Linked DNA regions of Homo sapiens: region 1 is linked to region 2. Evidence: read pairs that join two places in POLR2A ChIA-PET (ENCODE). Cell type or tissue: Panc1. All regions are shown on one strand. Links, peaks and the distances in the headings refer to the core of each region. The heading gives the core; the rest is flanking DNA. Region 1 holds the start of H4C12 (H4 clustered histone 12). Region 2 holds the start of TRM-CAT4-2 (tRNA-Met (anticodon CAT) 4-2).

Evidence for each region. Peaks named below come from ENCODE experiments on the same cell type or tissue, not always from the same donor. Only the 100,000 strongest peaks of a DNase experiment are listed, where the experiment ranks them.
Region 1: POLR2A ChIA-PET joins it to region 2 with 7 read pairs; 1 of 35 experiments calls an interaction of 5 or more read pairs at or near these places.

What each region holds. Positions count from the first base shown.
Region 1 is chr6:27,826,589-27,838,789 of GRCh38, forward strand. It overlaps H4C12 (H4 clustered histone 12), which reads right to left and starts at 4,972. Exons shown (of 1, transcript NM_003541.3): 1 at 4,586-4,972. The coding sequence starts at 4,939. The coding sequence ends at 4,628. It overlaps H2AC15 (H2A clustered histone 15), which reads right to left and starts at 11,787. Exons shown (of 1, transcript NM_003510.3): 1 at 11,292-11,787. The coding sequence starts at 11,751. The coding sequence ends at 11,359. H2BC15 (H2B clustered histone 15) reads left to right here and starts at 11,981. Exons shown (of 1, transcript NM_003520.4): 1 at 11,981-12,201. The coding sequence starts at 12,074. RefSeq lists enhancers at 1-226, 1,511-2,152, 4,423-4,532, 4,456-5,281, 9,917-10,854 and 6 more. In Panc1, for the core only: no CTCF peak of the experiment used is centred there; no DNase peak of the experiment used is centred there; H3K27ac peaks cover 1,982 bases.
Region 2 is chr6:26,737,683-26,749,883 of GRCh38, forward strand. It overlaps TRM-CAT4-2 (tRNA-Met (anticodon CAT) 4-2), which reads left to right and starts at 5,581; the gene lies at 5,581-5,653. It also overlaps the pseudogene TRUND-NNN1-1. In Panc1, for the core only: no CTCF peak of the experiment used is centred there; DNase peaks (open chromatin) are centred at 5,839, 6,589 and 6,894; H3K4me3 peaks cover 1,738 bases; H3K27ac peaks cover 903 bases.

The sequences.
Region 1 (12,201 bases), core at 4,261-9,260, 1.1 Mb after region 2:
ACACGGCAACCATCCGATTTCTCAATCTTTTCCCCACCTTTCTCCCCTCTCTATTCCACAAAGCCGCCATTGTCATCCTGGCCCGTTCTCAATGAGCTGCTGGGCACACCTCCCAGACGGGGCCGTGGCCGGGCAGAGGCACCCCTCACGGCCCGGATGGGGCGGCTGGCCGGGCGGGGGGCTGACCCCCCCACCTCCCCCCCGGACGGGGCGGCCGGCCGGGCAGAGGGGCTCCTCACTTCCCAGTAGGGGCGGCCGGGCAGAGGCGCCCCTCACCTCCCGGACGGGGCGGCTGGCCGGGCGGGGGGCTGACCCCCCCACCTCCCTCCCGGACGGGGCGGCTGGCCGGGTTGGGGGCTGACCCCCCCACCTCCCTCCCGGATGGGGCGGCTGGCCGGGCAGAGGGGCTCCTCACTTCCCAGTAGGGGCGGCCGGGCAGAGGCGCCCCTCACCTCCCGGACGGGGCGGCTGGCCGGGCGGGGGGCTGACCCCCCCACCTCCCTCCCGGACGGGACGGCTGGCCGGGCGGGGGGCTGACCCCCCCACCTCCCTCCCGGACGGGGCGGCTGGCCGGGCGGGGGGCTGATTCCCCCCACCTCCCTCCCGGACGGGGCGGCTGGCTGGGCAGAGGGGCTCCTCACTTCCCAGTAGGGGCGGCCGGGCAGAGGCGACCCTCACCTCCCGGACGGGGCAGCTGGCCGGGCGGGGGGCTGACCCCCCCACCTCCCTCCCGGACTGGGCGGCTGGCCGGGCGGGGGGGCTGATCCCCCCACCTCCCTCCCGGACGGGGCGGCTGGCTGGGCAGAGGGGCTCCTCACTTCCCAGTAGGGGCGGCCGGGCAGAGGCGCCCCTCACCTCCCGGACGGGGCGTCTGGCCGGGCGGGGGGCTGACCCCCCCACCTCCCTCCCGGACGGGACGGCTGGCCGGGCGGGGGGCTGACGCCCCCACCTCCCTCCCGGACGGGGCGGCTGGCCTGGCGGGGGGCTGACCCCCCCACCTCCCTCCAGGACGGGGTGGCTGCCGGGCGGAGACGCTCCTTACTTCCCAGACGGGGTGGCTGCCGGGTGGAGAGGCTCCTCACTTCTCAGACGGGGCGGCTGCCGGGCAGAGAGGCTCCTCACTTCTCATACGGGGCGGCTGCCCGGCGGAGGGTCTCCTCACTTCTCAGACGGGGCGGCCGGGCAGAGACGCTCCTCACCTCCCAGACGGGATGGCGGCCGGGCAGAGGCGCTCCTCACATCCCAGACAGGGCGGCGGGGCAGAGGCGCTCCCCACATCCCAGACGATGGGCGGCCGGGCAGAGACGCTCCTCACTTCCTAGATGTGATGGCGGCCGGGAAGAGGCGCTCCTCACTTCCCAGATGGGATGGCGGCCGGGCAGAGACGCTCCTCACTTTCCAGACTGGGCAGCCAGGCAGAGGGGCTCCTCACATCCCAGACGATGGGCGGCCAGGCAGAGACGCTCCTCACTTCCCAGACGGGGTGGCGGCCGGGCAGAGGCTGCAATCTCGGCACTTTGGGAGGCCAAGGCAGGCGGCTGGGAGGTGGAGGTTGTAGCGAGCGGAGATCACGCCACTGCACTCCAGCCTGGGCGCCATTGAGCACTGAGTGAACCAGACTCCGTCTGCAATCCCGGCACCTCGGGAGGCCGAGGCTGGCGGATCACTCGCGGTTAGGAGCTGGAGACCAGCCCGGCCAACACAGCGAAACCCCGTCTCCACCAAAAAAATACGAAAACCAGTCAGGCGTGGCGGCGCGCGCCTGCAATTGCAGGCACTCCGCAGGCTGAGGCAGGAGAATCAGGCAGGGAGGTTGCAGTGAGCCGAGATGGCAGCAGTATAGTCCAGCTTTGGCTCGGCATGAGAGGGAGACCGTGGAAAGAGAGGGAGAGGGAGACCATGGGGAGAGGGAGAGGGAGAGGGCGAAAAACAATTTTAAATCCTCAAAAGTTGTCAGATCTGGAATTGCTAAGTGGGCCTAAATAAAATTTTTTGCATATAAATAATGTTTCTCTTTAAGATGTAAAAAATAATATATATATTTTAACTATGTATGTCTATACATATAAATATATATATATATGTATATATATATATATATTTTTTTTTTGAGACAGAGCCTTAGTCTGTCACCCAGGCTGGAGAGCAGTGGCAGGATCTCGGCTCACTGCAACCTCTGCCTCCTGGGTTTTCGTGCCTCAGCCTCCCAAGTAGCTGAGATTATATACGCAGGCCACCAGGCCCAGCTAATTTTTGAGTATTTTTAGTAGAGAAATTGCCTCACCATGTTGTCCAGGCTGGTCTCAAAGTCCTGGCCTTAAGCAATCTGACTGCCTCATCCTCCCCAAGTGCTAGGATTATGGGCATGAGCCATCGCACCAGGCCAAAAACACATTTTTAAAGTTAAGACTTAAATGTTGTTTTATAATTTTACACCACCAAAGTGATGTGACACGGTGAAAAATTTAAAGCACAATCATAAGAAGCAGATTATTTGCAACCAAATCTGTAACAATAATATTCTACTTGTGGGATCTTGGGTTGAGGTGCATATGCTCTCTAAGCCTCGATTTATTTTTGTAAACAATTATGTGATGATGATAAAAATAGTTCCCAGCTCTAAGGGTTGTTGTAAGGATTAAATGAGTAGGGCCGGGTGGCTCACGCCTGTAATCTCAGCTTTTGGGGAGGCAGAAGTGGGAGGACAGCTTGAGCCCAGGAGTTGGAGACCTGAAAAAAAAGACAAACAAGTGTAAATGAATTGGTAAATAAAAAACACTTAGAACACTGACAACAGTAAGTGCAGTGTGAAACACTTAGCATTACTTTTATGCCAAATTCATAACCTGTAATTGCATCTGACCATCATCCCTGGGTAAGAGCAATCTTTTTTTTTGTTTTGTTTTGTTTTGTTTGGCGACACTCTGTCACCCAGGCTGGAGGGCAGAGGTGTGATCTCGGCTTACTGGAACCTCTGTGTCCCAGGTTTAAGCGATTCTCAGCCTCAGCCTCTCAAGTAACTGGGATTACAGGTGTGTGCCACCACGCCCGGCTAATTTTTTGTATTCCTAGTAGAGACGGGGTTTCAACACATAGGCCAGAATGGTCTCCAACTCCTGGCCTAAAGCTGTCTGCCAGCCTTGGCCTCCCAAAGTGCTGGGATTACAGGCATGAGCTACTGCATCGGGCCCAGAGAGCAACCTTTTCTAACAGCCACATTTTAGTACTCTAGATTCAGCCAGGAGTTGTGTAATTAAACCTTTGTCTATTATGAAATCATAGGAAATACCTGTGTCAAGTGCATTTTTTCACACAATTTTTGCAAATGGAGACATCTTCATTATTCCTATAGTATCATATGTTTTTAAAGTTTGTACTCACACTTTGGGTGATAAATGAAGGACAAGATCCTTCCCTATCCTTGTGAGGATGACTACAGCATGACTGGATGGGCTTGCTATGATTTTTATCTTTCCCTGTGTTCTCACTACCGTTTTATTAATCTCAGTTCTTTTTCACAGGGTAGCACAGAATTTAACTAGCAGAAAGAGATCCAGCCATGTAGACCAGAGATTTGTCTAAGTGACGGCATGTAAGAATCAGGAAGGAAAGTTTTTTGTTTAAATACCAACAGGTTCCTTCCTTAAAGCAATTATTATTTTTCAAATCTAACCCACAAGGTGATAGTATCCTTAAACCAATTAAATCAGAATCTCGGGTTGGATAACCTCAAATATGACTTATTAGCACTTCCCATTAATCACTGGTCCTTCAGGCCTTTAAGTTTACTTACTAGGAATCTCACTTTTAATACCATCTTATCAACTTCAGTTGTAAATAAGAGAACACTCAAAGGCTGAGGAATTCTCAGCGGTAAAGCTCTGCCCACGTTAAGTAACAAAGGATAAGTTAGTCTTTGTTGTGATCACTTTGTTGTACTGATAAGCTACGTATTTCTACTCAAGGATTCAAATTCTCACCTTTCTCAAGAATTGGGCCAAAACCGATAAACTAAACTTATTTACGGTCCACTGATTAAAGGTTGTTGCATAATAAGTTCTTGCTATGTTCAGCAGTTGGATTCACAGCGCCAGAAACCTATAACTGCTTGACTTTCCTCCCCACTACACTGCGAAAATTGCCCCTTAAATGTAACTAACCCTAAAACCTCAACAGTATCGTGGCCAGGCGTGGTGGCTCACTACTGTAATACCAACATTAGGCATAGGCGAGGGGATTGAGGCCAGGATATCGAAACTAGCCTGGGAAACACACGGAGACCCGGTCTTTGGAAAAATAATTAGCCTTGCGTGGTGGTGGGCGCGAGGTTCCGGCTAATCGGGAGGCTACAGTGAGCCATGATGACACTGCACTACAGTCTGCGCGACGGCCCATGTCAGTAAGCTCTGGAGCACCTGAAACAAGTTGTGTTGGGTATTTTATTTACTGGAGAGCGATTAGTGACTGATGCCTACTTACAGCGACTAGAGACGCATGCTCCGATAGCAGCACAAACTCAGCAGGCGCGAACAAATGGTAAAGAGAAACTGGGCAAACAAGCATCACGGCTCCTCAGCTGAGAAAGTGGGGGCCCTAAAAAGGGCCTTTTGTTGATAGAAAGGGACGCTCAACCACCGAAACCGTAGAGGGTGCGGCCCTGGCGCTTGAGCGCGTAGACCACATCCATGGCGGTGACCGTCTTGCGCTTGGCGTGCTCTGTATAGGTCACGGCGTCCCGGATCACGTTCTCCAGGAACACCTTCAGCACCCCGCGAGTCTCCTCGTAGATGAGGCCGGAGATGCGCTTCACGCCGCCGCGGCGAGCAAGGCGCCGGATGGCCGGCTTGGTGATGCCCTGGATATTGTCGCGCAGTACTTTACGGTGGCGCTTAGCGCCGCCTTTGCCAAGACCCTTCCCGCCTTTGCCGCGGCCAGACATGACGAGCAAGAGGAGTCTCACCCAACGCTTTGTGAGGACTCTGGCCTGAGGCAGCGCCTTTATACGACAGTTGGCGGACCGAACTGAGAACCTGAAAGAAGTCGGCGGGAAGTCCCGCCCCGGTGGGGGAGGGGAAATCTAAAGGGCCAAACCGAAATAGGGGGAAAAAAAAAGCGAGCTTCTTGTTTCCGTGTTCTGAATTTTGTAACGTGCATAGTATTTTGTTACCACGTTATGAGGCTTTAAAAAATTGCTTTTGAACGCAGAAGATATACATCAATACTGTGGGAAATACAAGAAAGGACAAGAAATTAAGAAACTACAATGTTATCCCATCACACAGGCTAGTTAATCATGTATTTTGCAGAGCAGTTGCACATATTTTTCCAAGAAAATGTATACAGTGTTGTATATGGAGTTTTGTAACCTCCTTATATTGATTATAATTTAACCAATTTCTATTAAAGAGATAAAAGTGATGTTTTGGTGTCTATGTTTCTTAGGAATTATCAATAGTTATAATCAGTTCCCCAGCAATTTTTTAATCGGCTGTATTTTAAAAATAATGTTTTCCACATTCAACATAAATGTACTTTTTCTCTATACTTGGGACCAATATTGAAATTTATGATTTTATTACACCAAAATTTAAATTTTATTACATTAATATTTAAAATTGTATTAGAGGTCTCATGATTTGGTACTACGGGTCTCCGCATTATTTCCTTTCCAAATTTCCTAATCTGTTTCACCAAGGTTTCTGGACAACTTTAGAGACCTTTTGTGAAGTTTGAATAAAATCTCTTCGAGATTTTGATAATTGCATTAGCTTTAGGACTTAATTGGAATAGAATTAAAATCCTTAAAACAAGCTCTTATAACTAGAAAATTGGTGTTTGTAGGTTTTGTGTGTGGGGTTTTTTTTTTTTTTTGGAAGGAGTCTCGCTCTGTCGTCAGGCCGGAGGGCAGTGGTGCAATCTCGGCTCACTGCAACCTCCACCTCCCGGGTTCAAGCGATTCTCATGCCTCAACCTCCGGATTAGCGCGGACTACAGGCATGCGCCACCACGCCCAGCTAATTTTTTGTATTTTTAGTAAAGAACAAGTTTCACCATGTTGGACAGGATGCTCTTGATCTCTTGACATCGTGATCCGCCCGCCTCAGCCTCCCAAAGTGCTGGGATTACAGGCGTGAGCCGCTTCGCTTGGACGCTTGTAGGTTTTTAAAAAGACACTTTTATATGACCCAACTAAAGATTTGTTATCAACCATTATGGAGCAACTTTGATTCCGTATATTTGATTTTCTTTCTTATTAATAAATACAGGGTTATACTCTGAATTTTTTTTTTTTTTTTTTTTTTTGTGGAGACGGAGTCTCGCCCTTTCGCTCAGGCTGGAGTGCAATGGCCCAATCTTGGCTCACTGCAACCTCCACCTCCCGGGTTCAAGCGATTCTCCCACCTCAGCCTCCCCTGAGTAGCTGGGATTACAGGCACTCACCACCACGCCCGGCTAATTTTTTTGTATCTTTAGTAGAGACGGGGTTTCACCATGTTGGCCAGGCTAGTCTCCAACTCCCGACCTCGTGATCCATATGCCTCGGCCTCCCAATGTGCTGGGATTACAGGCTTGAGCCACTGCGCTCGGCCACTCTGAAATTATTTTAACATCAATGAAAATTATAAAACTCCTATAACTATTCTAATATAATCTCTTAGTATTCAATTCTTTGTTTAGAAAGTAGTTAAGAGTTGAAACTCTGGAAATAGAAAACTTTGGTTTTAGATTAAATGTTTACCTTTCAGACTCGAGCTGACTTGTTACCGATCAGACACGAGGTGACTTGTTTATTCTTTTTAAATCTTTGCTCATCTACAAAGTTAGAATAGGATAGTGACGGTACTGTTGGGGTGCAGAATGATTCCCCAAAATGTGGTTCTTGGGCATGCTGAGCGCTTTTGAACATTGAAAGGCCTCAGAAATAAGCTTCAGAATCAAAGCCCCTCTAACTTCGTCTTCTTTCCCATACATGCGAAGGGACTCTGACATTTCCTAATCGGACCAAGAAAATTTCTTACCAGAAGTAACAATTGCCTTCTATCCCCTCCCTGTTATTTCATTATTGCAGAAAAGAATACTGAATATGGATTTTTCAAGATAATGTCTGCCTCTCGGTCTCATTTAAATTACCAAGACATACTAGGTGCTGTGGCTCCTCCCACTAATCCCAGCACTGTGGGAGGTCGAGGCAGGTGGATCCCTTGAGCTCAGGAGTTCGAGACCAGCCTGGCCAACATGGCGAATCCCTGTCTCTACAAAATATACAAAAAATTAGCCAGGTGGTGTCACATGCCTGTAATCCCAGCTACTTGGGAGGCTGAGGCAGGAGAATCACTTGAACCTGGGAGGCGGAGGTTGCAGTGAGCCGAGATTGCACCATTGCACTCCAACCTGGGCAACAAGAGTGAAACTCTGTCTGAAAAAAAAAAAAATTAGCCAGTTGTAGTGGTGCATGCCTGTGGTCGCAGCTACTAGGGAGCCTGAGGTAGGAGGATCACTTGAATCCCAGAGGTGGAGGTTGCAGTGAGTGGAGACTGTGCCACTGCACTCCAGCCTGGGTGACAGCCTGGGAGACGGATTAAGACCCCATCTCAAAATAAATAAATAAATTATGAAGACAATCATTTACAAGCTAATTTCTTTCTGTGGCCCATTTATTTTCCATAACAAGCCTTTATTGCCCCTCAAAGGAATTGTCTACCTTTCCCATCTCCTCCTTCCCCTATGAAAAAAGTTACATAAGCTTCTGTACTCCTTTAGGGACTGGGGTAATCACTTTGTAATTCTCCCTCGTGCACATTATTAAATTTCTGTGCCATTTCTCCCATTATTCTGTCTTTTGTCAGTTGATTTTCTATGAAACTTCCCTTAGCCCCTACAGTATTTACCTCTTTGAGGTACTGTAAGAATTAATGGAGGCCAGTCTCAGTAGCCTGCCTGTAGTCCCAGCTACTCTGGAGGCTGAGGTGGGGGGATTGCATGTGTTCAGGAGTGGGAGGATTGTGCAAGCTCAGGAGTCAGAGATCAGCCTGGGCAACATCACAAGACCTTCATCTAAAAAATAAAAAAAATTAAAAAAATAAAACAATGGAGATAATGTATGTAAAATATTAAGCAGAAAGCCAACCTCTATTTAATATACGTAATTTTTTTCTTTACAACTAATTTACAAATATTTTGTTTATATTATACTTTAAATATGTTAATACATCAATTTATCTAATTATGTATAACACATTAAGTAGTTAATTTAAATAACAAATATTTATTTTTAGTACATATTGTCAATGTCGGGGCTCAGAAACCAATACCCCAAACTATGGCATGGTGACAAGCTGAACTGCAGAAGCCTCAAAGTCTCTTTGACCTTCTCCCACTCCCCAACCTTTGTCTTCCTGTTATCTGGACTCACCAAAAATGAGTCCCTGTAAGACGAATGTAATCACACCCGAACAGCTCATTTCACAAGATAAGGTACAAGTTTAATTTCTTTTCCCTGATCCATTCATTCTTCCTAGTAATCCCCTCAAATGAATTCCTCTTCTCCCTCCCTCAAACTGTTTTTCAAGGATGGTATATAAACTTCTGAACCACGTTCTGGGGTGGGCAATCACTGATTCTCCCCATGCACATTGTAAATTTGTCTGCCTTTTTTTCTATTAATCTACCTCATGTCTGATTTTTCAACAAACCTTCAGAGGGCATCAAATCAGTAAGGACATTCATTTAATTCAATATTTCACAGATGATATAATACCATGAAGTGATAAGGCACTATAAATGTTCCTAATTGCTCCTTGCCCCTTGGATCTCTCTGATCTTTAGGTTGCCTCCTCTAGTTTACTTACTGTGAAGCTACTCATTTAACAGCTCCTCCATTTTCCTTTACATGTGTATGTGGAATTATAAACAATGATATATCACACTTGTATATTTTATTTTGCTTAATACATAAGTTTGCATGTCAATGTTTTGATTATGAGTACATTGATTTGAGTTTGCATAAATAACACCCAAAATTATAATAATTATAAAGCAAAAGTTACTTTACAAGCTGTTTAGCTTAAAGAATTTTACTTCTGGAACTCACGAACTCTGAAAAATATTACTTAGCTAGCTTTCATGATTAAATGGTGGTTCTTGGGAGAAACAGAATCAATGGAATAATTTTATTATCAACTTCAATGATCATAACAGCATATTTTATTTAAAAACTTATTTTAATTTCAAAAATCTTACAGGCCTTCTATGGAGCTGTATCATTTACTCTATATTGAGAAACAATTATTGAAAATTTATACACATAAATAACACAGATGACATTTTAAAAGGGAACAAATGAATTAATTCATTGAAATCAGGATGGAGTCCTCAACATCAAATAATAAATTTTTTTAAACAATGTGATATTTATGATTTTTGTGATTGCTGTTTTATTCCAAGAAATACTAGTTGTATGTGATTGCAATCAAGACTTAAATCTAGGAAATAAAAATGTGTGAAGAGACTCAAAAATTAATGTATTTCAATGGACTGGAGATCCTGTAGAAATTCATTTTCATTAACATGTCTGTATGAGGAAAACAGTAGCTTATATAAGTTTAGGTGGAGAGGAATAGAAGGCCCTCTCTATAGCTAGGAGGACTTGGTGATCTGAGAAGGAAAGGAGTGATCTTGGTGAAAGAAAGGAAGCAGGAAAAACTGACAGGAACAGGAGTATATGACCATGATATAATAAAAAACCTGACTTACAATGTCCTTCATTCATACTGTTTTTAAATAACACGTTCTAAAGTAATCTCACACCCTAACCCCAACCCTTTCCCATCATTTATATAAACAGTCCATTATGACATGTATTCTTTGCCCAAGCCAACTTGAAGCTCCTTTTGGATAGAGACTTTATGTATCTGGATTAATATTGTATTCCCATTTAGGAGAGTGCCTGGCACACCATAGATGCTCAGAAAGATTCAATTGAACTCGAATAGGTAGGCCAAACACACACGGGGTCCTAAATTGTGCAGAAGGGTCAGATACCTAAATTTTGCTTCCATGGTCTTATGAAGTATAAACTAAAAGCCCAAGTAAGGAGCAAAGGTTAGTTTACCAATTTTATCTCTGGAACCCAGGTACACTGAAAAGTATTATTTAGCTAGCTTTCAGTCCTCTGTAATACAGAAAGTAAATATCTGACACTAGGTTCATTTGAAACACTCTTGCTCTGTCACACAAGCTGGACTGCAGTGGTGCAATCATAGCTCATTGCAGCCTCGAACTCCTGGGCTCAAGTGATCCTTCTGGTCTCAGCCTCCCGAGTAGCTAGGACTACAGGCTATGAGACGCCAGGCACGGTTAGTTATTTTACTTTTGTAAAGATCAGGCTGGCTTCGAACTCCAAGGCTCTAGCGGTCCTTCCGCCTCGGCTTCCCAAAGCGGTTCTGTTTACCGGATGGTGCCAAACAGTTCCAGGCTCTTGGTGCCCGGTAGAAATTGGACGACACACACACAGATAGCAAAGCAAAGCAGCAAAAGTTTAGTAAACAGAGTATTACACTCTCGGGGGTGGGAGAGAGCGGACTGACCTCTGCGAGGTGAGATCAGCGTCAGCTTGCTGTAGTTTGAGTCATTTTATGTGTGTGCGTGCGTGTGTGTATGTTTTCTGTTCCCAGTGCTGCCTAATCTATAGCCAGCATCTGCCCTTTTATTGATAGGTTTGTTGCTTACTTTGTCCTCTGTGGCTTGTGCCTCTATCTTATAATCTTAAATATATGCATGATATGTAGCCCATATGCATGAACCTTAAGTAGCTGATTATCATACGGGCTTTTGTTAAGGATACTTTTCCTCTCTAATACGCATGCCCATCTCTGAAGAGCTGCCTCTTAAACTGGTTTGTTCCAGATCTTGCCGGCCACGAGGTCCTTGCTCACATTATCTCTTTTGTTTCGGCTGCAAAAGGTTCACTGCTTGTTATCTCGCTTCTTGTTCACCCGCCCATCTACCTTACTTCTGCCCTTTGCTTTTACTTATTCTGCCCTCTAACTTTCAGCTCCCTTTGTTATTCTCTTGCCTCACTTTTCTTATTGTTTCAGCTGTATTGCAGGCGCGAGCTGCCGCGCCTAAATTTCTTGATGTACCGTAAACATTTCAATGTCTACTTTCTATCTCAAAACAATGTGGTGTAAAAGCCGTTTAGTTTTGCTTCATCTCCATACAGCATTCCAGTGCCATTGCAAAATGACTCGACTATCAGATAAAACTGAACACAGCTCTACTTGGTGAAAAAGTAGGTGGCTCTGAAAAGAACCTTTTTGGTTTGGACCGAGGTATGAGTAATGAACTGCTCCAGCCCCGCTACTTGCCCTTGGCCTTGTGGTGGCTCTCAGTTTTCTTAGGCAGCAGCACGGCCTGGATATTGGGCAGGACACCACCCTGGGCGATGGTCACTTTACCAAGCAGCTTGTTGAGCTCCTCGTCGTTGCGGATGGCCAGCTGCAAGTGGCGCGGGATGATGCGGGTCTTCTTGTTGTCGCGGGCCGCGTTGCCAGCCAGTTCCAGGATCTCGGCGGTTAGGTACTCCAACACCGCCGCCAGGTACACCGGCGCTCCGGCACCGACCCGCTCAGCGTAGTTGCCCTTGCGGAGCAGTCGGTGCACTCGGCCCACTGGGAACTGAAGACCCGCCCTTGAAGAACGGGTCTTAGCCTTGGCGCGAGCTTTGCCGCCCTGCTTGCCACGTCCCGACATGACGTAAAAAATTCAATCAGTAACGTTCCTGAGACTGACGTAACGCTAAAGCTCCGCTACTTATAGTCAACAGAGGCACGAAAACTAAGCTGTGCTATTGGCTAACATTACAGTTTCGCTTTAACCAATGGGATTGCGGTTTTGAAAAACACTTATTTTGATTGGACAAAGTTAATATACGTTTCCAGGACTCACCACTGGTTAAACGCACAACTTCATTCTCTACCCCACTTGCGTTAAGAAGCAGTGAATAAGCGGTAGGTTGACAGAGCTACCGTCTTCCTGTTTTTTTCCTCCAATTTTCCGGCAGTTACTCCCAGTCATGCCCGAGCCCTCAAAGTCCGCTCCTGCCCCGAAGAAAGGCTCCAAGAAGGCAGTGACAAAGGCCCAGAAGAAGGACGGCAAGAAGCGCAAGCGCAGCCGCAAGGAGAGCTACTCCGTGTACGTGTA
Region 2 (12,201 bases), core at 3,487-8,486:
TCTCTCTTTTCTTACCCTAACATTCTACCATTTGTTAACCACTGTTCTGAGACTTCCGTGTTTCAATCGTGGTGGAAGATGAGTTAAAGCCAGGGAGGGGTGGTGGGGAGAATAATAAAGTTCTTACTTTTAAATGGTGTTGTCATTAGCCAGTGTCATGCTTTCCATTCAGCTGTTTGAATACGAATAATTTTTTTAATACGATCCATGATTGTGGATTCTCGTGTGCATTTCCCTTGATGATGATGTACTCTCCTGTACCCCCTTCTTTATGACTGCTTTTCCAGCCACTGCAAAACTCAAAGCTTCCTTTTGCTTCTTTTTCCTTAGTTACGTTCATCCTTCCACATAGCCCACTGGGACTGGCTCAAAGTTGACCTCATGCTAGTGCTCCCTCTCTCCTGATTCCCACACCTGTCTTGTGGGAAAGGCCTACATCTGGTTGTCCCTGAAAAGCCCTGGGACTACAGGCCAATCCCAATATAGAAGGAACTTCAGGCAGTCAATCTGCCCATTTCTCCCCTTTACATTTCTCATGCATCTAACTACCGTATCTCCCATATTTTGGTGCCAGTGATTGAACTTGTTGGCACCTGTATTAGTCCATTGTCACACTGCTATAAAGAACTACTGGAGACTGGGTAATTTATGAAGAAAAGAGGTTTCATTGACCCACAGTGCCACAGGCTGTATAGGAAGCATGGCTGGGAGGCCTCAAGAAACTTACAATCATGGCGGAAGGCGAAGGAGAAGCAAGCATGCCTTACCATGGCAGAGTCGGAGAGAAAGAGCAAAGGGGAAAGTGTTACACACTTTTCAACAACCAGATCTCAGGAGAACTCACTCATTGTCATGAGAACAGCATGAGGGAAATCTGTCTGGAACAGGTTTGTGAACCCATTGAGGTGTTCATCCAGTGCTGTTTCAGAGAAATCTCTATTTCAATCTATTCCTATACATTAGTTACTGAAAAACAACAGACAATCACAAAAACAAGTTGACCTTTTTGTGATCCTTGAGCCCAGTTGCGAAGGGCCCTCGTGACCGGGCCTCATGCCAAACAACTCGTTACAAAAAGAGCTAGGGTTCCAGACTGGGCTGAAGCTTCATGAGACTTCTCCTCGTCTGTGCGCAGACAGCTGGCCAACTCTGGAGCCCAGGCTGTTGCTTCCCGGTCTGTTGGTGAATCCTCCATAGTCTGGTGAGTGTGTATATACATATATATGTATATACTTTGAGAGGCCGAAGTGGGCAGATTACTTGAGGTCAGTAGTTTGAGACCAACCTGGACAGCGTAGCGAAACCCAGTATCCACTAAAAATTCAAATATTAGCCAGGCATGGTGGCATGCACCTGTAGTCCCAGCTACTTGGGAGGCTGAGGCAGGAGAATAGCTTGAATCCAGGAGGTGGAGGTTGCAGTGAGCCGAGACCACGCCACTGCACTCCAGACTGGGAAACAGAGCAAGACTCCGTCTCAAAAATAAATAAATAAATAAATAACGTTTTTTAAATTTAAGAATAGATGTTTGAGGAATCTTCTCAAAGAGGAAAAAAAGAGGACCTGCCTTATATTGGGGATTGTTTCATTATGGGACACCTTTAGAAGCAGCCTGGAGTGCAGCCTGGAGTGCATATAAATATATGTCTTTTTCCTTCCCGTTGCAATTTGCTTATTATATCAGTCTGCTTATTATTTCAATTTGCTTACTATATCATTTGCTTATTATATCTGCATTGCCATTTACGTGGGATAAAGGTTGTTTACCCTTAAAGGTATTGTGTGTGTGTCTTTTCTTCTCCCCTTACACGTCTTCCACACAGAACATGTACACTTGTATCTACAGGTGCATGTGTGTGTATGTAGACGTGATTGCACACATGTTTATGTATACATGTCTGTGTACACCACATGCATGTGTAAATGTATGTGTGTACACGTGTATGCATGTGTGTATGCATACAGGCATGTACACATATGCACAAAGGTATCTACACATACATGTGTATACATGCATGCATGTTTATGTATACATGCATGTACACCGTATGTATGTGTGTATGTATGTGTGTATTTGCTGACACATATGCATATGCATACATGCAAGTACATGCATGTACACACGTAGCTGCACATTCATATGTGTATGTATACATGTATATACACGTGCGTGCATGTGTGAGTGTATAAAGATATGTACACATGCATGTGCAAATGCATGTGGGTGTGTGTGCATGGATGTATGTGTATCCATGTATCGTGTACACAGTATGCATGCATGTATTTGTGTAGATATATGTGCAGATAGACATGTGCTCACATGTCTGCATGCATGTGTGTACATGTGTGTTTACCCACCTACGTGTGTATGCACATGTGTACTCATGCATGCACACACGTATGCATACATGTATGCATTGTGCACATGTGTGCACATATGTTTTTATGAATAATGTATATATACATACACGTATACACCATGTATACCAGCCTACAAATGCATCTGTGCACACACGTGAAAGCATGTGTATGCCTGAATACAAGTGTCCATATTTACGTGTGCACATCCACACATACATGTCTACACACACACGTGTGTGCACACATGCATGTGCACACACAAAAATTTGTGTGCAAATACATGCATGCACACACATACATGCATGACATATATGTGTACATGGATATGTGGGTATACCTGCATGTGCATACACACGTGCACTTGCATACACAGATGCACCCATAATACATGTATATATACATACATGTTTACACACAAAAGCACGATGCATACATGTACTCAAACATATATCTGCATGCGCACGTACTTGTGCATACAAATGCACATGTCTACCCACACATGCATTCAGACGTCTGTGCACATGTATACATACACTTATACGTACAAACATACAAACACATATACACTCATACATGTGTGCACACTCACATATGTACACACATGCATGTGTACAAATACATGTGTGCGTCTGCATGCATTTGGGCATATTCATTGATTGTGTACACAGTATGTATGTGTCCATGTATGTGTGTATACGCATATGTGTAGATGCATATGTGTACATTAACATGCATGTACACTCATGTAAACATGCATCAACACATTTGTACACGTATTTATTCGTGTATCAGGTTTGTATACACGTACCTAAACATGCATGCGAGCATTCGTGCATGTATGTACACGAGAATGCATATGTGTATGCATACGTGTATGTACACATATAAGCACAGGCATCTACACGTGTGCGTGCGCACCTATGTGCACACTTATGTATACATGTATGTGCACGTGCATAAATGAATTAAGAAAGAAACAATTCACCCAAACAAGGAGGAAAAGATGAACATCTCAAGTACCTATGAGCATTTTTACATGCAGACCCCTTACTGACATTGGCCAAGACAGATGACAAGAGATCATCAAGGAGAGAGTTCATTAGAAGAAGATACTGCTAACATTAGAGAAACATAGCATCAATCACCCATAGCATGGATGCTGTTGAGCTTCCACCTGAAAAACAAACAACAACAACAACAAACCTGGCGGGTAGAAATAGGAACAGGTTTAGCATACATCCCTTCCTCCTTTTCCTGGGATCTGCATTGGGCCCCGTAAGCTTGGCATGAACCTAAGTGAATAAGACACCAAAGGACTGAAGTTTACCACTACCTTCAGAATTAGGACTCAGAGCCAGGAATTTCTTTAGACTACACAACCAGTCTATGCATATGGGAGGTTTTGGACTGTAGTTCACACTGGCTGCGCTTCCTTATGGAAACAGTGACTACAAGATGGAGGATATTAATGAAAGATAGCACACATCCATACTAAATGTCATAACAGCAAAAACCATAAGATAGTTACTGACAATGAGTCATGCAATTCCGAGGGAAAAACTAGTATGCTACATTCCTCCATGCTACATTCTTTCAAATAAGAATGAAAGAATCAAGAATGGGCCTTGAAGAATGAAGATGAGGAGAAATAATGGGTGTGTGGACCGCGCATTGGAGTGGGAATTCCTAGGTAAGGAAAGGTATATGGTCTGTTCAATTAAGGGACTCTAAAATACTTGTTAAAAAAAAAAAAAAAGGAAGTAGTGCTTTCCAGTAACAAAGTCTACTGCAAATCTGAAGGTGGAAATTTAAACAACTTTGAGCCTGTTACGGTGGAATTTTGTCCTGCCCCACCCGTTACCAAATTCATGTCGAAACCCTAAATCCCAATAGGCGTTCTTATAAGAAAAGATGGAAATATGTGTAGAGAGAGAGAGACCATGCAAGAATACAGCAAGAAGGTAAGTGACCATCTGCGAGCCAAGGAGAGAGGCCTCAGGAGAAACCAAAGCTAACAACTCTTCTAGCATCCAGAACTGAGAAAATTTTCTGTTGGTTAAGCCACTCAGTCTGTGATATTTATTATGGCAGCCCTAGCAAACTAGTACAGAGCGGAAGAGTTACAGTATCAAAATAAAATATTTAGGAAAATGCATTTATAAGAATCCGGAAGTTTGAGAGTATAGGAACTGGACCAGATAGGACAGTTTGTCCTGTCAGCTCCTGAGGTCAGGGATGGCTCAATTTCTTCTGAATCCTCAAAGCCTTCGGGTAGGACAGTACCTGAAATGGAATGTGTCCTCGAGAATTATGTGGTGGGTCTGGGCACCGCACTTCGAGAACTAATGATTTAAGGTGTTTGTAGGGATGTGAGGGATAAAGGGCCAAGGATGCCTTGGAAATCTAGAACATAAATGTCGGGTACATGGCAAGTGGTGAATTAAAGTTTGTTGAATGGACCAACGAATCTAAAATTCTATAGCTATTTGCTTAACAAATGAGTGTGGTGGTGTGGAGAGGAAAAGGGGAGATTACATGATCTAGAGGGAGAAAGAGGGCAGCACGCTTTTTGGAAAACAAAATCTGCTTTCAAGATCTGGTTTTACCCCTTATCAGCTGTGGATTTAGTTCTGCTGAGCCTCAGTTTCATCAGTAAGATGGGGATAATGATGTATAGATTTATGGCAAATAAATAAATAAATAAATAAATAGGACTAAATGAAATTATGGGAATAAAGTATTTAATAGAGTATTTGCAACATAGAGGTGAAGAAAACATGAAGACTCATCATAAAATCAGTTGGTGATATTTTGAGGGGACTATCTCAGGTGACATAAGTGGAAATGCAAATTTAAATTAAGAGAGGTAAGTGTAAACTGCAGGCATGTTTGGGAGCTTTTCATTCATTCAACTAGCATTTAGTGAAAGCCCGCTATTCCAACTAAGGAGACTGTGGACAGTAATTATTGCCTTATATCTCTGAGGGGACGAAGATCCAGATCAATAGAGAATGAGGTCAGGCATAATTGTTCAGTACACTATGGCTTCCGATTGTGAGGTTCTTCCGATGGGCTAAAAAGGAGCCTACGCGTGCCTATTGGAAATAATCTTGGAGAACTAGCGACCCTGGGCGAAGAAAACTGAAGTCCCAAAATAGCCCACCTGGGGAAAGAAATTAGGAAATTCCTGTGGAAGCTGGCGCGGCATTATACTTCGTCGCCCTCTTAGCGCAGCGGGCAGCGCGTCAGTCTCATAATCTGAAGGTCCTGAGTTCGAGCCTCAGAGAGGGCAGCTTTTGCAAGGAAAGCTTACCTTCCTGGTACTTGTTATAGCTGTAATCCACACTCCCTTTACAGCTAGGGTATAATTCCTTCTTTTCTAAAATATCAAGCATGTGGAATTGTGTCCGGCCCAGAGCTTTCCCACAGTAGCTGTCTAGGGGTGCGCTTTCGACACGCGCTCCCGGCTCCGCGCAGTGGCTGTTTCTGGATGAGTCTGGAGACTCCGCCTGCAGTCCTGTGCTGGCTCCACCTTGGCAGGGGTGGAGCTCAGGAATGTTGAGTGGTCCCGAAAATCCAGGTGGAACACAAGACTTCTAGTCCGGAAAAAAACCCCACATGCCTCAAATAGCCAATAGCGTGGTGGGGGGCTGGGGTTAGCGGAATTTGTAACCCGCTCACTTGGGAGGCAGCGGCCTGCAGGATCCACGTCTGCATTCTCCAGCTTTGTTCCTTTCTTCCCTCTGGGTGGGCTACCTTCGCTTCCCAGTTGATCACCTCAGAGCTGTACGCCTGGGTGTAGATGTCGAATACATTGATCTTATTTTTATCTGTTTTTATTTTTATGGTACACAGACGACAGGGAATCATTGGGCATCTTTGAAGTATAATAAATCGGATCTATTTTTCCCCAAATGGTTCCCATGGCAGGGGCTGGCGATACCTTGACCGACATCCAACAGACTGTATGTAGTCGATGAGGGAAAACCAAGGAGCGACGAGGGACAGGAACTCCGAGCAGGTGCTCAAAGAAAATCTGTGCTGTGCTGGGCTGGGGTGGTCACTTTCTTCTCAGAGATGCAGAGTGCTACACGGCGAGTGGGAGGGTGGGCTCCCACTCCCTGTTACAGGAGCCGAGGGAAGTTAATTTTATGACAAGAAGACCTCTCGGCTTCTTGTAACTGGGGATTCAACCTCGGAAAAAAGGAAAGCCGATGACGCGAACCTAGAGAAGCTAAAAAGAGAAGCTAGAAGCAGGAACGAGAGACTTTTGGGGAACAGATCCGGGCTTGGAGAGGAAATCGCAAAGCGTCAGTCAGCCGAAGGAAGGTTCTGATACCCAGCGGAATTTATAGAAAATAAATTCAGAAACAGAGAAAGAAGGAGAGTGGTGGGCAGTCTGTCCTTAACGAGGAGTTATATCCGCCTGTCAGGGATCCCATCGTCCCTGGTCCTGAATCTTATTGGCGTTTAATCTGTAACGCCAGTCCTGAACGACAGTCTCAGAAATCCTTCAAACTCATGTGCCACACACAGAAACCGAGATACTTTTTTCTCTTTTGTTATAGAGGCTCCTTGAGAGAGAAATGAATATACAAAAATGTCTCAGCAGAAAGTACTGAAAAGCAATCTGTGGGGAAAAGAAAGAGAGATCAGACTGTTACTGTGTCTATGTCGGAAGAAGTAGACAAAGAGACTCCATTTTGTTCTGTACTAAGAAAAATTCTTTTGCCTTGAGATGCTGTTAATCTGTAACCCTACCCCCAACCCTGTGCTCGCAGAAACATGTGCTGTGTCGACTCAAGGTTTAATGGATTTAGGGATATGCAGGATGTGTTTGTTAAACAAATGCTTGAAGGCAGCATGCTTGTTAAAACTCATCACCACTCCCTAATCTCAAGTACCCAGGGACACAAAACACTGTGGAAGGCCGCAGGGACCTCTGCCTAGGAAAGCCAGGTATTGTCCAAGATTTCTCCCCATGTACTATTCTGAAATATGGCCTGGTGGGAAGGGAAAGACCTGACCGTCCCCCAGCCGGACAGCCGTAAAGGGTCTGTGCTGAGGAGGATTAGTAAAAGAGGAAGTCCTCTTTGCAGTTGAGATAAGAGGAAGGCATCTGTCTCCTGCTCCTCCCTGGGCAATGGAATGTCTTGGTGTAAAACCCGATTGTATATTCTATCTACTGAGATAGGAGAAAACCGCCTTACGGCTGGAGGTGAGACATGCTGCCTGCAATACTGCTCTTTAATGCACTGAGATGTTTATGTATGTGCACATCAAAGCACAGCACTTTTTTCTTAACCTTGTATATGATACAGAGACATTTGTTCACATGTTTTCCTGCTGACCCTTTCCCCACCACTACCCTGTTGTCCTGCCACATCCCCCTCTCCGAGATGGTAGAGATAATGATCAATAAATACTGAGGGAACTCAGAGACCCGGGCTGCGCGGGTCCTCCGTAAGCTGAACACCGGTCCCCTGGGCCCACTTTTCTTTCTCTATACTTTGTCTCTGTCTCTTTTCTCAGTCTCTCGTCCCACCCGACGAGAAACGCCCACAGGTGTGGAGGGACAGGCCACCCTTTCACGATCCCACCCCATCCATTCTCAGAGCCTGAAATCAAGCTAGTCAGAGGAAGGGATTTACAGAGCGGGACTGCATTGTGGGACAATCCCTGCATTTTGGCTCTCCCTCACACCCTCTTCAGATTGGGCCCAAGCCTCACATTCTGAGGATGATACTCAGGACATGAGGGCGCCCTGAAAAAGGGCTGATCCCTCCGCAAACTCAGAGTGAGGCACACAGCCTGGAGGAAATGAGAAAATTATCACAAGTCTTTCAGATTCACAAATGCCATGTTCCCTTTGTTTTAAGGCCACGAAGGTCAAGTAAGGACCCAAATAACTACCAAACATCTCAGAGAACGCTTTGGGTAAGAGTGCGGAGACAATTGCCTTGTTCCCATTACAGTTTGCAGTTATTAATTTCATGGAAGAGAGCACGTCACACCGGGGGCAAGACACAGTAGGAACTGCCAGATTAAGTAGCACAGATATCCCGGAAAGTTTTGCGGCTCTTGTATTTTAAGGAAGTTATGATTACTGACTGACTGTTGATGAGTCAACAGTTGATGAGGAGGAGGTTTTGGGGCTGGCCATTCCAGGCTCCATGTTCACACCACGGCACCACCATTCCTAGGGTGTCTAGACATGTATAAGTGCAAAAACCGTGTATGTAGAGAAAATGATTTATTTAAATGTCACAGCACTTGTAAGTTTAAAAATTTCAATAAACACTTTTTGTTTTTGAGACTGCAGTGGTGTGATCTTGCTTCACTGTAACCTCCACCTTCCAGGTTCAAGCGATTCTCCTGCCTCAGCCTCCCGGGTAGCTGGGATTACAGGCGTGCACTACCACATCCAGCTAATTTTGTATTTTTAGTAGAGACGGGGTTTCGCCATGTTGGCCAGGCTGGTCTCAAACTCCTGGCCTCCAGTGATTCGCCCCGCCCCCGCCTCGGCCTCCCACCGAGCCTGGCCTAATAAGCACTTTTTTTAAGTTTTATCATTTTAATTAAATATTTCAGGCTTTAAATAGGAAAGGGAATGAGATAATTTTTGTTCGTTTTTCCAGGTTGCTGAACAAAATAATTACCAGAAAGAAATCAACATTTAGCTTTAATTTTTGATGCTACAAGACCCCTCTGGAGACAGTGTTCACGCAGTATCTGGAGAGTGTTGTTTAGGCTCCTGCTTCCTCACGCAGTCCCCTCCAACAATGCTGTTGGTCCATTGTGCTTCCCACTGTCCTTAGTCCATCTCATCCATGAATAGGCCATCAGCTCCCCCAGACCAGCAGCGGTGGGCTTTCCTTTGAAATCTGGAGGGTCTGGAGGGCTGCGCAAACTTCCCTTGACTTAGTTATCTCAGAGCATTGTGATGGAAAAGAAACATCCCATGCAAGTGGACAGCACTAGGTTGTGAACTGGAAGGAAGGTGGGAAAGGAGAGATACCCATTACGCATTTCACTTTCTTGAACTCAGCAGCAGAGAGAATGATGAAATCAATAGCTTGAGAGAACTAGGAAATTTTAGGGCCATGTTTGCATGTGTGTATGTACCTATTGTTAACAAATTGGTAATAGATCATAAATATGATCTAATATTAACTTTTTTTCTGATTGTCACCCATACAAAAAAAATTTCTCTTAATGGCTGATTATAAATAATAAAGTAAAATCTACAGATTTTTATGTTTTTTAAGACTCTTTTCATCCATAAAAGGTCCCTGGTCTTTCTTTTATGGATATTATTTTTTAAAATTGATAGACATTATTTTTTAGAGAAGTTCTGGGTTTAAAGAAAAATTGATCAGAATAGATAGAATTTCCATAAACTCCATCACTCTCCCTCTCTTACAATTTTCCCTATTATTAACATCTTGCATCAGCGTGGTGCATTTGTTACAACTGGTAAACCAGTAATTATCAATACATTATTGTTAACTAAAGTCCACAGTTTACATTACAGTTTGCTCTTTGTGTTATACATCCTGGGTTTTTTTTTTTTAAACAAATGTATAATGACATATATTTACCATTATAGTATCATAAAGAGTTAATGCCAGTTAGTTGTTGAAGGAACTGGGCCTTTTATCCTTAGAAACACCTCTATGTTGTATTTATTTCATTGTATCTATTTCCTGCCCCTTGACATGTTTCTTCATCTACTCTATTTCTTGTAAACTGGTAGTTACAAGTAGAGGCTCACTTAGATTCAGCTTCAAATCTTTTAAGAAGACAATTTGATAGGTGGGCTTGTGCACTTTCCATTGCTTCGCTTTATGAGGTACATAATGTCTGGTTCTCCAACTTTTAGTCACCAATATTAGCACTAATGTGTGTTTCAGCTGCCATTCATAAATACATGTATATATAACTCGTATACTTATGTGAATATATATATTTATATGTTGATAAAATGATACACAAAAATTAGAAAATAACATTGAATGAACATAAAAGTAAACAAGAAGAGATTAACTCTCGAATGCACAGTTTAGAAAAGAATCAAAAGTATATCTTTGAGCTCCTTAGAATATAATGAAAATGGGGGCTTATAACGACATATTTCTAAGGATTCTGTAGAAACTGCTTTCTCATTTTAAATTACACCTTTTAATACCCAAGTTACAAAACATTAGAAGAAATCAGTGCATCAAATATAAGAAGTAAGAAAAAGAAGAAAAGAAGAAGCAGAAGCAGAAGAAGGAAAAGGATAAGAAGAAGAGGAAGAAGAAGAAGAAGAAGAAGAAGAAGAAGAAGAAGAAGAAGAGGAAGAAGAAGAAGAAGAAGAAGAAGAAGAAGAAGAAGAAGAAGAAGAAGAAGAAGAAGAAGAAGAAGAAGACGGTAGCCCAAAAGAAAACCAGAAAATAGAATGGTGAAGGAAACACAGGAATTAACTAGAAAATTGGAAAATCTGCTTGGTCATTTGAAAACAAATGGAAAATTGTCAGTCAAATGTCAATGATAATAATAATAATAAGGGGCTATGGAGAAAGCACAAAGGAAAACCAAAAAACATTAGTGAATGCTATTGTTAAGATTTTAGAAATGTGGCAGGTAATTTTTTTAAGTATTGCTTTGTGTTTGATCTCCGTTTCCTTATACTACTCACCTCATCTGTTCAAGGCAGTAACCGTATTTTATAGAACCTTAACTCTACACATGGTGATGAAGTGAGTTAAACACAGTCTACATAGACAGTGTTTCGGTACTCAGGAAGCTCCCATTCTAGGGGAGAGAAAAACAAACCAATAATTCAAAGACATACTTTCCGGAGGAGACGATATTTGTGAAGATGTAATAGGAACTGAGAGATCGTGTGGGCATCACTTTTAGCTGTACTTGTCTAAAGACGGGAAATTTGCACTGACACCTGAGTACCTAGAAGTGCCAAACCTGTGGCAGGAGTGGAAAAGAAGGAAGGATGGAAGCAGGGGCAACAAGACTCTTACACGGGGATCAATAAAACACGGGCTCTAGGGAGGCGGCAGTTTCCTCTGATCTTCTCCCAGGTAAGAGGCACCGATGTCATCAACAGGAGAAACAACGGGGAATACAAACTAAGAGACATAAACCAGACAAGAAACTGGAGAATGCGGGCGTCGATCTCGCTACCTCTCGCATAGCTAAGCGAGCGCTCCACCGCCTGAGCTAATTCCCCAGAGGAGAAACTTTTCACCCCACCCATTTTCCTGGTTATTAGGAGCATGCCGGTGCTTTGTGTCGCCAAACCCCTGGCAGGACCAGATTGAGGGCCGAGCTTCTCAGATACTGCCTTCAGCAAAGTTCTATGAGCCTGCCAGTGCGAAGAATAGGGATTTCCAAAGAAGGTCATGAGGGAGACCTCTCTCCTCACTTCCCAATTTCGCCTTCTTCATCTCTCGGAATCAGAGAGCACATTCTGGATGGAGAAGCACCACCCGGAACTGCCTGGCTTGGGGGCACAGCTATTCCAGCACGCTCTAGAGTTGTGATCGTCACCTGCTCCTTGCCGCCACCGCCGCCCGGAAGTGGTGGGGCAGCTTCTCCCAGCCCCAGAGCTTCACGGCATAGCCGCATCTTCAATAGCACTTTCCTCCTGTAGGACTCAGAAAGTGATGGAGAACCTTGGAGGAGTTGAGAAAGAGAAAGCTTGAGAATTTTCATCTCAATCTGTGGATTCATTCCTGAAGCACTTCTTCAGCACCAGGCACAGTGGATGAGGCCAATAATCCTCATAGATACTGCCACAACAATAACGAGTACTGTGCAACTGTCATCTAGGCCAGATAC